2 separate regions of the Homo sapiens genome follow, and region 2 is linked to region 1. Evidence: chromatin loops called from intact Hi-C (ENCODE). Cell type or tissue: left lung. All regions are shown on one strand. Each heading gives the region's core, and the rest is flanking DNA. Links, peaks and the distances in the headings are about the cores only.

The links. Hi-C counts contacts between places; a loop is a spot of excess contacts. Peaks named below come from ENCODE experiments on the same cell type or tissue, not always from the same donor. Only the 100,000 strongest peaks of a DNase experiment are listed, where the experiment ranks them.
Region 2: it touches region 1 in a loop (4-fold over the local background); 11 of 110 quality-filtered maps call a loop at or near these places.

The regions. Positions count from the first base shown.
Region 1 is chr19:33,761,466-33,768,944 of GRCh38, forward strand. The region is part of intron 3 of CHST8 (carbohydrate sulfotransferase 8); the gene reads left to right. Among named protein-coding and RNA genes, the nearest start is that of KCTD15, 32 kb to the right of the region's middle. RefSeq lists an enhancer at 1,882-2,486. In left lung, for the core only: no CTCF peak of the experiment used is centred there; no DNase peak of the experiment used is centred there; H3K27me3 peaks cover 1,446 bases.
Region 2 is chr19:33,128,512-33,135,990 of GRCh38, forward strand. It overlaps GPATCH1 (G-patch domain containing 1), which reads left to right. Exons shown (of 20, transcript NM_018025.3): 20 at 1,619-2,031. The coding sequence ends at 1,649. WDR88 (WD repeat domain 88) reads left to right here and starts at 3,603. Exons shown (of 11, transcript NM_173479.4): 1 at 3,603-3,934. The coding sequence starts at 3,659. RefSeq lists silencers at 538-682, 6,247-6,366 and enhancers at 3,440-3,609, 6,447-6,496. In left lung, for the core only: no CTCF peak of the experiment used is centred there; a DNase peak (open chromatin) is centred at 3,650; H3K27me3 peaks cover 1,688 bases.

The sequences.
Region 1 (7,479 bases), core at 842-5,841:
ATTACAGGTCTCCACCACCACACTGGCCAATTTTTGTATTTACTTAGTGGAGATGGGATTTCGTCATGTTGGCCAGGCTGGTCTTGAACTGCTGACCTCAGGTGATACACCCGCCTCAGCCTCCCAAAGTGCTGGGATTACAGGCATGAGCCAGCACACCTGGCCAAAATATACATATATATATATAGTATAAAAATATGTATATATGTATATATTTTTTTAATTAGCTGGGCTTGGTGGTGCACACCTGTAGTCCCAGCTACTTGGGAGGCTGAAGTGGGAGGATCACTTGAGCCCAGGAGTTCAGGATTATAGTGAGCCATGACCACGGCACTCCAGCATGGGCAACAGAATGAGACACTGTCTCAAAAAAGAAAGGAAGGAAGGAAGTGGGGGAGGGAGAGAGGGAAAGGATACATAAAGGAAAGAAGAGGCATGATCTGCTGTAAGCCATGTGCCATGGACTCCTAGAAACCACACAGGGATGTGCACACAACCACACACTCCCCACCCAGGGCACGCTACATCACACACACAGGAAGCAGGCACCTGTGCAGCACAAATGTGTGCTGTGGTGCATTTCCTCGGCATGCCTGGTGTGACAGACCATAGGACATGCACACCTGATCCCATGCGACATGCACATGTGTAAGGGGTGATGCAGTGGGTGGCGCGGGTGTGCTGGGGTCACACACACCCTGAACACTGTAGAGGTCACTGCAGGCTCTGACCGAGGGATGCTGAGAAGCAGGAGCTGAGGATCTCTCCCTGTAGACAGGCAGGGCACCAGCTCAGGACTCCCCTTCCCAACCCACTCAGTGATGGGCAGGTGGGTAGATGTGGCGCAGGCGGGACAGCCGTTGGGTTTGTAGACTGGCTGACCAGCTGACCGGCTGACTGACAGGCAGCTCTGATGCTCGACTCTCTGACAGCTCCAAGGGAATTCACGACCAAGGCTGAGCTGACAGGAACCACCCAGCTGAATCGTGGATCCTAATCACTAAGGCGAGGGAACAGAATCACTAAACGAAACAAGTGCGGTCAGAGCCGTCAGGCGCTCATCGGCCAGAGACAGGAAGATGCAGGCTCCGCTCCTCTGCAGATGCACCCCAGTGTCGCTGCGCTGGGGGCAGGAGCTGCGCTGCGGGAGATTCAGCCCCTGCAAAGGGAACCAGGTGATCAGCATGCCAGGAGCAGCTGACTTTCAACCAATGGGCTCTGGCTCTGCCCCGCTTTGTGTCCCATTTGGTGTGCACATTTGTGGATTTGCAAGATGCATATGTTTGGCACATTTTACCGATGAATTTTTAGCCCATTTTACCAATGAAACACGTTCAGCAAGGTCAAGGCACTTGTCCAAGGTCACACAGCAGTGGGTGTGTGCGCTCAGTTTTCTCTCTTTTTTTTTTTTTTTGAGATGGAGCCTTGCTCTGTCGCCCAGGCTGGAGTGCAGTGGCACGATCTCAGCTCACTGCAATCTCTAACCTCCACTTCCCAGGTTCAAGTGATTCTCCTGCCTCAGCCTCCAGAGTAGCTGAGATTACAGGCGCCCACCATCATGCCTGGCTAATTTTTGTATTTTTAGTAGAGACAGGGTTTCACCACGTTGGCCAAGTTCTTGACCTCAGATGATCTGCCCGCCTCAGTCTCCCAAAGTGCTAGAATTACAAGTGTAAGCCACCACGCCTGGCCTGTCTTCTAATTTTTGATGTGCTAAGCCTGCATTAAAAACTACAACTCCACATGGACCCTCCAGGGTGGTCCTCCGCGTGGTCCACAGAGGGAGGGAGTAAGCCTTTGCTCTGGTCTGAGCCAAAGGTCACTGTGACTGAGTTTGATCATCTCAGAGCCTAGGGGAAGAAGCCCCCCACCCAGAGGCCAAAGCTGGAGGAGAGAGGCCAATACATGACCAGTCTGATGCAGCTCTCCAGTGTGTCTGGCCTGACTGCTGCCTCCCCTCGAAGTCCACACTCTGACCACAGAGCTGTCATCAGGGCCCAGGAACAGCCGGCTCCTGTGCTGGGGCAGCCCTGCCACCTGGAACCCCACGTACCTGTCCCGTGTCCTAGGGCAGCAGGTGGCCGTGACTGTGACAGAGGCTGGTCTCCAGGCTGTGCCCTGGGGACCCAGCAGAGAATGTAAGAAGTTGGATTTTCCCATGAACACAGATGAGAATTGAAGCCCTTGGGTGAGGCTTTTTTCCGGGCGTTCTGTGCCCAGGAGTCCAGGCTGCCCGCTCATTGCTGCATGTGTTGAAACTTCAGTTTTGCATCTAATTTGCATATGAACAGCCTGCCTCAGATGGAGGATGCAGTTCACAGTGAGGCAGTCAGAGGCCCATGGGGACAATGTGTCCCTCAGCCCTGGGGCAGTGGAGACCTCACAAGGGCAGAGCCTGAGCCGGTGGGAGAGGAGCCAGAGAAGGTGTGGCCCGGTCCCAAAGCAGGCCCCGGCCTGGCATACTGTGGATGGTGAAAGGAGCTGGCAGAGCCAGTCTTCATGGCCACCCAGCCAGGGCTGGGGGTGGACAGACTCCTCCAGTGGGATTGCCCCTGTCTGCATCTAGCCAGGGGGCTGGCACCTGCTGCCCAGATGCGTGGGCCCTTCCCAGCTGGGAGGCTCCAGCCAGAACCCTGGGCCCAGCTTCTGGGAAGCCCCATACCCTTCCTCATGTCCAAGGCCAGCTCTCAGTCCAGAAAGCACCAGCCTTTCCACAGGCATTGATGGGCATTGTGCCAGAATGACACAGATGGACATGACACAGGCCCTGCCCCAAACACACCGAGAACCAACAACCCTTCACTACTGATCAGCAGGCGATCTAAACCAGCAGACGAGCTGTTTCTTCACCTCCTTCAGGCTATCCTGCCCTGTCTTCAGAACATCCAGCTGGGCGTGGTGGCTCATGGCTGTAATCCCAGCACTTTGCGAGGCCAAAGCGGGAGGATCATTTGAGCCCAGGAGTTCAAGACTGCAGTGAGCCAGGATTATGCCACTGCACTCCAGCCTGGGTGACTGAGCAAGACTTTGTCTCTTCAAACAACAAACAAAAAAACACTCTTAAAGCCCCATGAGATCACATGAGACCCTGTCTGTACTGGGTCAAATTGGGTGCCCGCCCCACCCTCAAAAAATGCTCAATCCCAGCTCCCTGTGCTTGTAAACTGTGACCTTGTAGGGTCTTTGCCGATGTAATCAAGTTAGGCCACTAGAGTGGGCCCTTTTTAAAAACATTTTATTTCCATAGGTTTCTGCGGAACAGGTGGTGTTTGATTACCTAAGTTCTTTAGTTAGCGGTGAATGGTGAGATTTTGATGTACCCATAACTGGAGCAGTGTACACTGCACACAATTTGTAGTTTTTTATCCTTCACCCCCTTCCCACCCTTTCCCCGAGTTCCCAAAATCCACTGTATCATTCTTATGCCTTCGCATCCTCATAGCTCAGCTCCCACTTATGAATGAGAACATACAATGTTTGGTTTTCCATTCCTGAGTTATTTCACTTAGAAAAATAGTCTCCAGTCTCACCCAGGTGGCTGCGAATGCCATTAATTCATTCCTTTTTATGGCTAAGTACTATTCCATCATATATATATATATATATATCAGAGTTTCTTTATCCACTCGTTGATTGATGGGCATTTGGGTTGGTTGAGTGGGCCCTATTTTAATATGACTGGTGTCCTTATAAGAAGAGGAGAAGAGACACACGTGTGCAACAGCTGTGTGAAGACGAAGCAGAGATTGATCTTCTGTTGTTGCAAGCCAAGGAACGCCTGGGCTGTCGAAAGCTGGAAGAGTCGAGGAAGCATCAGCCCGTACCCAAGAGGCAGTGGAGGGAGTGTGACCCTGCTGGCACCTTCATTTCAGACATCTAGCCTTCGGAACTGTGAGAGAACACATTTTTGTCATTTTAAGCCTCCCAGTTTGGGATACTTTGTTACAGCAGCTGCAGGAACAAACCAAAGCACCTCCCGTGATGGTTAATTATATACGTCACCTTGCCTAGGCCATGGTGCCACAGGGTTTAGACAAATGCCAGTCTTTGTGTGTGTGTGTGTGTGTGTGTGTGTGTGTGTGTGTGTGTCAGAGAGAGAGAGAGAGAGAGAGAGAGAGACGGAGTCTTACTCTGTTGCCAGGTTAGAGTGTAGTGGCGCGATCTCCGCTCACTGCAACCTCCACCTCCTGGGTTTAAGCGATTCTCCTGCCTCAGCCTTTCGAGTAGCTGGGATTACAGGCACACACCACCATGCCCAGCTAATTTTTGTGTTTTAGTAGAGACGAGGTTTCACCATGTTGGCCAGGATGGTCTTGATCTCTTGTGGTCTCGCGATCCACCTGCCGTAGCCTCCAAAGTGCTGGGATTACAGGTGTGAGCCACCACGCCCGGCCAGGAAGGCATTTTTTAGATGTGATTTGCTGTAAAATGTGTAGCCTTTGAGTAGAGGAAATGACCTTCCACAATGTGGGTGGGCTTCATCCAATTAGTTGTAGGCCTGAAGAGAAAAGAGTGAAGTTCCCCAAGTAGGAGGGAGTCTCGGACCTCCTTCCCATGCAAGCTGCGGCACCAGGTCTTCCCTGGGTCTCCGGCCTGCTGGCAGATTTTAGATTGCCAGCCCCCAGAATCACATGAGCCAGTTTCTTAAAATCAACCCGTCTCGCTCTCTCCTCTCTCTCTCTTCTTCTTCCTTTCCTCCTTCTCTCCTCTCCCTGTCTCGCTTCCCTCTCTCCTTCTCCCCTCCTCCACCTCTACCTCTCCCTTCCCTCTCTCTTTCTCTCCGTCTCTTTCCCGCCTCCATATATATCACCTGTGGGCTCTCTGTCTCTCTGATAACCCTAACTAGCATGCCACCCCCCCATTCAGAACCCTTCATACTTCCCATGGAGTGGAGCCTGGCATTTCCCTCAGGCCTCTCTCCCCCAACCCGCCCACCTTCTCTCCTGCCAGCACCCTGCACTCGGGGCAGGCCATCTGTAGCTCAGCACTGCACTGTGAGGTCAGGTGCGTGACCAGCTGTGGGGCTGCCCCAGGGCTCGGAGGCCTTTCTTGTGTGCACCTTAGGTGTGGGAGCTGCTTCTTCCTAATGGGGGCATGGAAGCAGCAGGGCAGAGGCCGGCAGCCTGGGCTGTCCGGGACAACAGTGTTCATCCCACCAGATGCCACTGTAAGGAGTCCAGGTGGAGCCGAAGCTCAGAATCCGGGTACTGCACGTGCTGAGGACCAAGATGCAGTCGGGACCTTGCCTTCAGGGAACTCCCCACCCCCAGTCGGGCCAGCCTGAGCCAAGAGAAGCAGCCAAAAGCCCTGGAGGCTCCCTGGCCTGTTGGGCAATGGAAGTGGACGTGGAGTGGACAGCGCCAATGGGTGTGGGGCAACCTGCCAGCAGACTCAGCCACCAGAAGCCCCGGGCACATGGAAACGCGGCCACACAAACGGCCCCATCAGGAAATCCCAAAAGACCAAGAAGCACGACTCAAACTCCACCACAGACAGGGACCTGGGACTGGCATGGCCGCTCCTGCCCTCCTTCCCCAGTTCTCTCCCATGCCTGTCCCTCTGCAGATTTGACTCTTTAAGGACAGTCGCAGTGATGGGAGTGGCGGGACACTAGCATCATCGCCCATCAGGGCTCGGGGCTGGGACATGAGCAGCCAATGCAGCCGTCATTCTCCCAAGAGTGAGCCACCTGGGGCTGGGGGAGGCCAAGGGCTCATTCGAGGCAGTTGGGTCCTGTCCTCACCTGTCAGTGCTGCCTGTCTACAGGGCCTGACCAAAAGGCTGCTCCCCAGTTACCACCCTCCATGGCTCCTGGGCAGTGGGGATTGGGGCTTTTGTGTGGCACCCTGCAGGTCTTCCTCCTGTGAGCCTAGAGAGGAGCGGGCAAGAGACCCTTCTCCTTGGACATGCTGGTATAGCCTCCTCCCCAACTCTGCCCCAAACCCAGGCCTGATGACTAAGAAACTGGCCTCACACACTCATCAGTCTCTGCCTCTCCTCAATCAGGAGGCTTTTCAGCTAAACGCTGAGAACTTCAGCCAATGAAGAGTTCACACTGTGGAACACATTTGGCAGTGCCCATAACTCACGCCTTGTTTATTCTCACCGATGCTCTTATCATAGCGCATGTGTTCCAGCCACTCCACGCATGTCATCTGTCCAGAAAGAGAAAGTGCTTGTTTATTTCTTACTGTGCGGGGGGATGGAGCTCCCTTACAGATTGTGAACCTTATATTGACAGGAGAAGAGAGGTAACTCAAGACACCGAAAGTGGGGTGTGCGTGGTTGGTCTTGGATTCTGTCGCAGGGGTGGAGGTGGGGAGGCAGGGAAGGTGCGTGGCAGCATTGGTGGCGTTGGATGGAAGAGGAGGTGGGTTGTGGCTGGAGTTGCTCTGCAAGGCCACTGATGTTATCTAGATTGTACGTTTTATTTGGGGGCTTGAGAGGGGCTGGAGGTGGTTATACTGAGGCCAAAACTCCTTCCCACCCATAAGTGCCCCCCACGGCACTGGTACCACTGACCCCTGGTGGCAAACCTTCCTCATCCTCGTGAGCCCTTAGCTGTACTTCCCTGAGCGCTGATGGAGCTGTCCAGGGTCCTGACGTGCAGCCCACTTGGGGATGTGCAGACCCCTGCCCCAGGATACCTAAGGTTTCTCCTGGTTTTCACTTGCCCAGAGCCAGCAGTGGTTTTTGCTTCAGCCTTTATCTGACTGGTGCATGGAAGAGCAGTTTTCTTCCTAGTGGGGACACTAGGTTCACGGCAAAGGGGAGGTCCCTTTAGATTTCCTTCATTACGTTTCTTCTTTATTCGAAAGTGAACTTGTAGCCAGGTATGGTGGCTCGCACCTATAATTCCAGCCCTTTGGGAGGCCGAGGCAGGAGGATTTCTTGAGGCCAGGTGTTTGAGACCAGCCTGGACAACATAGCAAGACCCCATCTCTAACTATTTCTAAAATAAATGTAAATTTTTTTTCTTTTTCTTTATTTTATTTTATTTTTTTGAGACAAAGTCTCACTCTGTTGCTCAGGCTGTAGTGCAGTGGTGTGATCTCAGCTCACTGCAATCTCTGCCTCCTGGGTTCAAGTAATTTTCATGTCTCAGCCTACTGAGTAGCTGGGATAACAGGCATGCACCACCACACCCAGCTAATTTTTTTGTATTTTTAGTAGAGATCGGGTTTCACTATATTGGCCAGGCTAGTCTCGAACTCCCGGACTCAAGTGATCAGCCCATCTCAGCCTCCCAAGTGCTGGGATGACAGGCATGAGCCACCGTGCCCGGCAGTAAATTTTTAAAAATGTTAAAGTGAGCTTGTGGGGATAGGTCTAATCTTTGCCTGATAAGCTGCCGTAAGTCTAAGGGTTGGGAATAGCTTATGGCAAACTCAGGCTCTACTTAAGATGTTACTGATCTCTCTTACTCTCCACAAGGCAATTTTTCCTTTCAAAGGAGGAAGTTGCAGGCAGGTTGGCTTT
Region 2 (7,479 bases), core at 1,698-6,697, 630 kb before region 1:
GGCCTCCCAAAGTGCCGGGATTACAGGCGTGAGCCACCACACCCGGCCTAAAAAAATCTTTTTTGTAGAGATGGGATCTCCTATGTTGCCCAAACTGGTCTCGAACTCCTGGCCTCAAGTGATCCTCCTGCCTCAGCCTCAGGCGTGAGCCGCTGCGCAGGCCTGCTCTTGCCAGTTTTATCTTTATTGGGAAGAAGGGTGTTGTGTGAATTCTTTGAGTGTCTGGCTTCTGAGATTCCTTCAGATGATGGTAGGCAGCAGTGAGGGGCTTGTAGTCATTGCTGTGGAAGATTCCTTCTTGTGAGCACACCACGGTATGTTTATCTCTTCTGTTGTGTGGATACTGGGTTTTTTACTTTGAGTCTGTGGAGCAGGGATTTTCAGCCAGTGTGACCCAGCTCTGTTTCAAATAGAACTGCCACGAACATTCCTATATGTATGAAATTCAGATTTAGGCCAGGTGCGGTATCTCACGTCTGTAATCCCAGCACTCTGGGAGGCCGAGGCAGGCGGATCATGAGGTCAGGAAATCGAGACTATCCTGGTTAACACAATGAAACCCCAAACCCCATCTCTACTAAAAAAACTAGCCAGGCGTGGTGGCACGTGCCTGTAGTCCCAGCTACTCAGGAGGTGGAGGCAGGAGAATCGCTTGAACCTGGGAGGTGGAGGTTGCAGTGAACCGAGATCGCGCCACTGTACTCCAGCCTGGGTGACAGAGACTCTGTCTCAAAAAAAAAAAAAGAAAAGAAATTCAGATTTAAGACTGACAACTTGGGGGCTGGGCATGGTGGCTCATGCCTGTAATCCCAATACCTTGGGAGGTCAAGATGGGAGGATCGCTTGAGCCCAGGAGTTCAAGACCAGCTCGGGTAATATAGGGAGACCCTGTCTCTATAAAAAAATTAAAAAAAAAAAAAAGACAACTTGGATGCTTTGGGCCCTGGAGTGAATGTATTTTAGTTCCTTCCCAAGGGTCATGCAACGGATGCGGTAGGTGAGTGAAACTGAGATTAAAAATTGCTTGTATTCTCAAGGCTAAATAAGACTAGGGAAAAAAGTTGCTTTTATAAGTGGTCTTAATACGAGGTGTGGGTGAGTGAGTCTCTGTGTGTTTTCAGGGTAATAGAAGAAGCATTTTAAGAACACAGATTGGCCGGGTACGGTGGCTCATGCCTGTAATCCCAGCACTTTGGGAGGCCGAGGCGGGCAGATCACAGTCAGGAGTTCGAAACAAGCCTGGCCAACATGGTGAAACCCCATCTGTACTAAAAATACAAAAATTAGCTGGGTATGGTGGCATGTGCCTGTAATCCCAGCTACTCTGGAGGCTGAGGCAGGAGACTTGCTTAAACCTGGGAGGCGGAGGTTGCAGTGAGCTGAGATCGCACCACTGCGCTCCAGCCTGGGCGACAAAAGTGAGACTCCATCTCGGGGGAAAAAAAAAAAAAAGCACAGATTAGGCAGTACTTCATTGTGGGTTATTGTGAGTGCATTTTGTAGGTGCAGACATGCTGCTGTGATATGGGGAGGCCTGGCATTCTCAGCCTCCACGGAGCTGTTTGGTTTTTCACTTTAGCTAACTTTCCATTTCTCTCTTTTCTGTTTTCTTTTCCAGGCTGAAAAGTCTTCCACTAAGAAGGCAGTAATTGAATGCTGCCCTGGCTCGTCCTAGAATCATTTCTCCTCCATGATGGAAGCCCAGTGATTGTTCAGTTAACGCATTGTACAGAGTGTATTTATATGTAAATTCCTGCTGTAAAATAATTTTTAAAACCTTGACATTTCAAAGACTGCCTTGAAAGGTCGCAGAAATTGATTTCTATTTTTAATTTCAGTTAGTATCGGGGGAAAAAAATCCAGACTGAACAGTTTAATTAAAGTGGAATTTTTCTATTTTCTTCTTGATTTTTAAAAAATTTCCTGGGACGTTAAAAAAGAAGTTAAAAGTGAAGGCTTCTCTCTGGTTTTGTGATGAAGACAGCCTGGACTCACTGAAGGACAAGCGTGTGAGAAGGGGCGGTTGCGGCCCCTCCTGCCGTTTTTTGGGAGTGAAGCTCTTCCCTCTCTGGGTGGCTGGGTTACTGTTGGTGCCCAGGAAGCCCCATGGGAGGGCAGAGCCAGGGCCTGGCAGGGGGCCTCAGCCTCTCAGGGTAGATGTCACTAAAGTGTCTGAGACAGGCAGGGAAACCAGGCAGGAGAATGTGCACCCACAGCCTGGGTTACACGGCTGCAGCTCCCTGCTCTGAGGCCACCTCATGTGTACCAAGGAGACCTTTTTGAAAAATAAAGTGCAGACCAGGTGTGATGGCTAATGCCTGTAATCCCAGAGCTTTGGGAGGCCGAGGCGGGAGGATTGCTTGAGCCCAGGAATTCCAGACCAGCCTGGGCCACATAGAGACCCCTGTCTCCACAAAAAATAAAGTATTGAGCATTTGTATTTTACATTATGAAAGTAGCATCATAGATCACAACAATTTTAAAAGCAGAAAGAAGGAAGAGGCCGGGTGCGGTGGCCCATGCTTGTAATCCCAGCACTTTGGGAGGCCGAGGCCAGCGGATCACTTGAGGCCAGGAGTTCAAAAACAGCCTGGCCAACATGGCGAAACCTTGTCTCTACTAAAAATACAAAAAAATTAGCCAGGTCTGGTGAGCATACACCTGTAATCCCAGCTGTGTGGGAGGCTGAGGCACGAGAATCCTTTGAACCCTGGAGGTGGAGGTTGCAGTGAGCCGAAATTGCGCTACTGCAATCCAGCCTGGGTGACAGACTCTTGTCTCCACCAAAAAAAAAAAAAAAAAAAAAGAAGGAAGAAAATCACTTTTAGTTTTATCATCCAAAGATGACACCCTTCTTCAATATTTTGAATAATTCCACCCTGTCCTTTTCTAGCTATGGGGCTGTTATCTGACTGGTGGTAGCATTTTATTCCCTGTCACTGTTGTTGGGGTTGTGACAGATATTTCCCTCATCTATTATAAATGTTGTAAACCCACCCCTAATAACTGCATCTTATTTCATGCAGGGGCTACCCCATAACTTACTGACCTTTTCTGTTTTGTCATGAAGTGGGTTGGCCAGGAGCTGTACCCAGGCAGAGGACATGAAGAAATTGCCCTGTGACAGGAGCCAGGGAAACCACAGCGGAGGGCTGGAGGCTGGGGTGCTGGTTTTGCTGGCTCGGCCTGGTTCCCAGAATGCAAAGCCCATTTTTCTTTTTTTTGCAACCTCCACCTCCTGGGTTCAAGCCATTCCCCTGCCTCAGCCTCCCATGTAGCTGGAACTACAGGCGCACGCCCCCATGCCTGGCTAATTTTTGTTATTATTTTTTTTAAGTAAAGATGGGGTTTCACTAAACCTGTTGGCCAGGCTGGTCTCCAACTCCTGACCTCAGGTAATCCGCCCGCCTCGGCCTCCCAAAGTGCCGGGATTACAGGCGTGAGCCACCGCGCCCGGCTGCAAAGCCCATTTTTCTATAGGTAACCTGTGCTGCGCGGGGTGGCACTAGTTTTCACCCAGCGGGCGAGGAGGCAGCGAAGTCGCGGGCCCAGCGTAGCGCGCGCCTCCGAAGGGCTTGGTGCGGGCGCGGGCGCGGGCGCGCGGCGCCACCGTTCCCATCCAGGCTTGTCGGCGGCCACCGGCGGACCGGGCTTCGAGATGGCCTCCCCGCCGCGGTGCTCCCCGACAGCCCATGACAGGGAATGCAAGTTGCCGCCACCCTCCGCCCCCGCCAGCGAGTATTGTCCCGGCAAGCTGTCCTGGGGGACCATGGCGAGGGCCTTAGGCCGCTTCAAGCTGTCGATCCCGCACACGCACCTGCTGGCCACCCTCGACCCCCTGGCCTTGGACAGGGAACCACCACCGCATCTGTTGCCTGAGAAGCACCAGGTGCCGGAGAAATTGATCTGGGGCGACCAGGACCCTCTCTCCAAGGTCAGAACCGCCGCTGGGGTGAGGGGGCACTGGCCTGTTCCCCACACGGGAGGAAGGCGCTCGAGCTGTCGGGGGACCCATGGAAAACCCACCTGGCTTCACCAGGACCCCCAGCGAGGCCCTAGGCCCATTTCCCCATCTGTGGTACATCTGTGGGCAAAGGTCAGACCCACCTGAGCAGGGCGTGCTGGGGATGCCGGCGGGGGCTCCCCGCACTGCCACCTGCTGGGGAACCAGGACTCTTCGCTGGGAGGAGGCTCTGCCCCACCATGTGACCCCATCTAGACCTTGGAGTCTCCGTAGGTAGGCCCACCCACAGTGATGCTCCTAATTGCAGCCCAAGGGTCGGTGGCTCAGCTCTCCCCGTCCAGGAGATACAGTTAGCGTCAGAAGAAACGGGAAACTCAGAATAATAATAACAACAATGAATTGGGCCAGGCAAGGTGGCTCACACCTGTAATCCCAGCCCTTTGGGAGGCCCAGGTGGGAGGATCACTTGAGCCCAGGAGTTTGAGACCAGCCTGGGCAACATAGTGAGAGGTCGTCTCTACAAGAAATAAACTTAGCCCAGTGTGATGGGGCGCACCTGTGGTCCCAGCCACTTGAAAGGCTGAGGCAAGAGGATCCCTTGAACCCAGGAGTTTAAGGCTGCAGTGAGCTATGATTGTGCCACTGCACTCCAGCCTGGGCAACAGAGCGAGACTGTCTCCAGAATAAATAAATAAATAAATAAATAAATAAATAAATAAATATAGAGAGAGAGAGAGAAAGAAAGAAAGAAAAAGAAAAAGAAAGAAAGAAGGAGAAAGAAAGAAAAACTGGCTGGGTGCAGTGGCTCATGTCTGTAATCCCAGCACTTTGGGAAGCCGAGATGAGCAGATCACTTGAGGTCAAGGGTTCGAGACCAGCCTGGCTAACATGGTGAAACCCTTTCTCTACTAAAAATGCAAAAATTAGCCAGGCATGGTGGTGCGTGCCTGTAATCCCAGCTACTCAGGAGGCTGAGGCAGCAAGATCATTTGAACCCGGGAGGCAGAGGTTGCAGTGAGCTGAGATCATCTCACTCCATCTCAAAAACAAAACAAAACAAAAACCCAATAAAGAACATTCTCAATAAGTAGCGTTTCATGCTTGGCCTTGATTTATTGCACTCACATGCAGATGTCAGAGTGTGTTTTTAATAATTTCCTCGAAACCTCTGCCTGGCTTCCCAGCATGTTTAAGATGAAGTCTGGCGATCTGCCTGTGGCCTTCCAGGCCATTTCAAATCTGGCACCTCTCCATGTTCTCCTCCCCCATCCCCCTGTCTTGCTGACCTACAAGCAGGTCTGGCCTCAGGGATCTTGGCGGTTCCCTGCCCCCACGGTATTGCGCTCTTGGGGAGGCCCTCCCTGACCGCCCGTCTAAAGTAGCCAGGGCCACTGTCTCCTCCGTGCCTCATGCCATGGTCTGACATCCCCGTTCCGTCCTCAAGGTGTCCTCTGGCTGCCAGCAACTGGCCCCTCGAGGTTAGGGACTTTGCTCCTAGGTGGCTGCTGAGCTGCAGCATCAGGTCCAGGCCCCATGGGGGAGGAGGCTCTTGAGGTTTATTTGTGGAATATGTGAATGAACGCTACGCATAGAAGAACCGTTTTGTTTTTGCTCTGTCCTCTGCATGAGCTTTGTCAGCACCTCTGAAATGTACTCATGTGTTGGGGACTTCTCTCTGCAGCCCCTGGGACCCCTTTACCTAGTGGATCCCAAGGGACTGTGTGCAGAAAAAAACCTGAAACGAGAGCCCCAGAAAAGCCTGTGGTGGGGGTAGCGGAATGGTTCCCCCCTCTTGCTAATGTTTTTCCATGATGGAGTTCTAGGTTTTTTGTTTTCCTATTTTTTAAATTAAATTATATATTTTTTAAATTATTAATTTTAATTTTGATTTTTTTTGTAGAGAGGGGGAGTCTCGCCATGTTGCCCAGGCTGGTCTTAAACTCCTGGCCTCAAGCAATCCTCACTCCTGGGCCTCCCAAAGCACTGGAATTGCATGCGTGAGCCACTGCACCCAGCCAATTTAATTTCAATTTTTAATGATAGTTGGGTTTTCCTAATGAGAGAGATAACCCAAACCCTGCAGGGGCGGCAGGGGCTGGGGTCGCCAGAGGCGGGGGCGGTGCGGGAGGGCCGCGCAGGTCATGTCCCGGGGACTGGGGCCGCTCCTGGGGTAGGGAGCCAACCCTGCACGCGCGGCCCCGGCCTGGCCCGACGGGGTTAGCGAACTCCCCCGGAGAAAAGCCCGGTCCCAGCTCTCCACGCTCCCTGGCAACGGAGCCCGCGTTCCAGTGTCCTCGTGTCCCCGAGCCCCCTAGAGGCGGGGTATCATCTCATCCCCTGCATCTCCACCTGCACGTCCCCGACACCCCCCCCCCCGCCCCGCATCACCTGCAACCGGAAGGCCACCGCCGCCCTGAACCGTCGCATCCCCTCACCCCTGTCCTCCTGCCAACTCAGCCCAGCACCCTGACACTGCCTTCCAGGCCACACCCCTGGTCTTGCCTCCAACATTTCCCCCACCCCCACACTTCCGCAGCTCAACCTGGGACGTGTCGCCATGCGCGAGCTGGGGTGGGTGGGTGGGGGGGGTGACATCTTCAGGCTTCCCTGCTCTGTCCTCTTTTTTTCCCCCCAGTTTTACTGAGATATAATTCACGTACCATATAATTTAACCATAGAAGCTGTAGTGGTTTCTAGGGTATTCAGAGTACTGTACTCCCCAGTTCCCCAATACCCATCCTGCCGACACCAGGCAATTCTGCTTTCTGTCCATAGATTTGTCTATTCTAGACCTTTTATAGCGATAGAATCAAGCCATACGTGGTCTCTTGTGACTGGCTTCATTTCCTTAGCTAACGTCCTCAAGGTTCATCCATGTTGTAGCCTGTAGCAGTGCTCCCTTCCCTTTTCATTACCAAGTAATATTCTGTTGCATGGCCATGACACATTTTCTCTTTCTTTGAGATGGAGTCTCGCTCTGTTGCCCAGGCTGGAGTGCAGTGGCGTGATCTTGGCTCACTGCAGCCTCTGCCTCCCAGGTTCAAGCGATTCTCCAGTCTCAGTCTCCCAGTAGCTGGGCTTACAGGCATGTGCCACCATGCCCGGCTAATTTTTGTACTTTTAGTAGAGACGGGGTTTCACCATGTTGGCCAGGCTGGTCTTGAACTCCTGGCCTCAGGTGATCCACCCACCTTGGCCTCCCAAAGTGCTGGGATTACAGGCGTGAGCCACTGCGCCTGGCCGAACCGCCCGTTTTTCAAAGTGGCTGCACTACTTTACGTTCCTACCAGCAATGTAGGAGGTTTCCAACTATTGGCATCCTTGCCAACACTTGTTATGGGACTTTGATGATAGCCATCCTAACAAATATGACACAGTATCACACTTTGGTTTTCTTTTCTTTCTTTCTTTCTTTCTTTTCTTTTATTTTTTAAGACGAAGTCTTGCTCTGTCACCCAGGCTGGAGTGCAGTGGCATGATCTCAGCTCACTGCAGCCTCTACCTCCCAGGTTCAA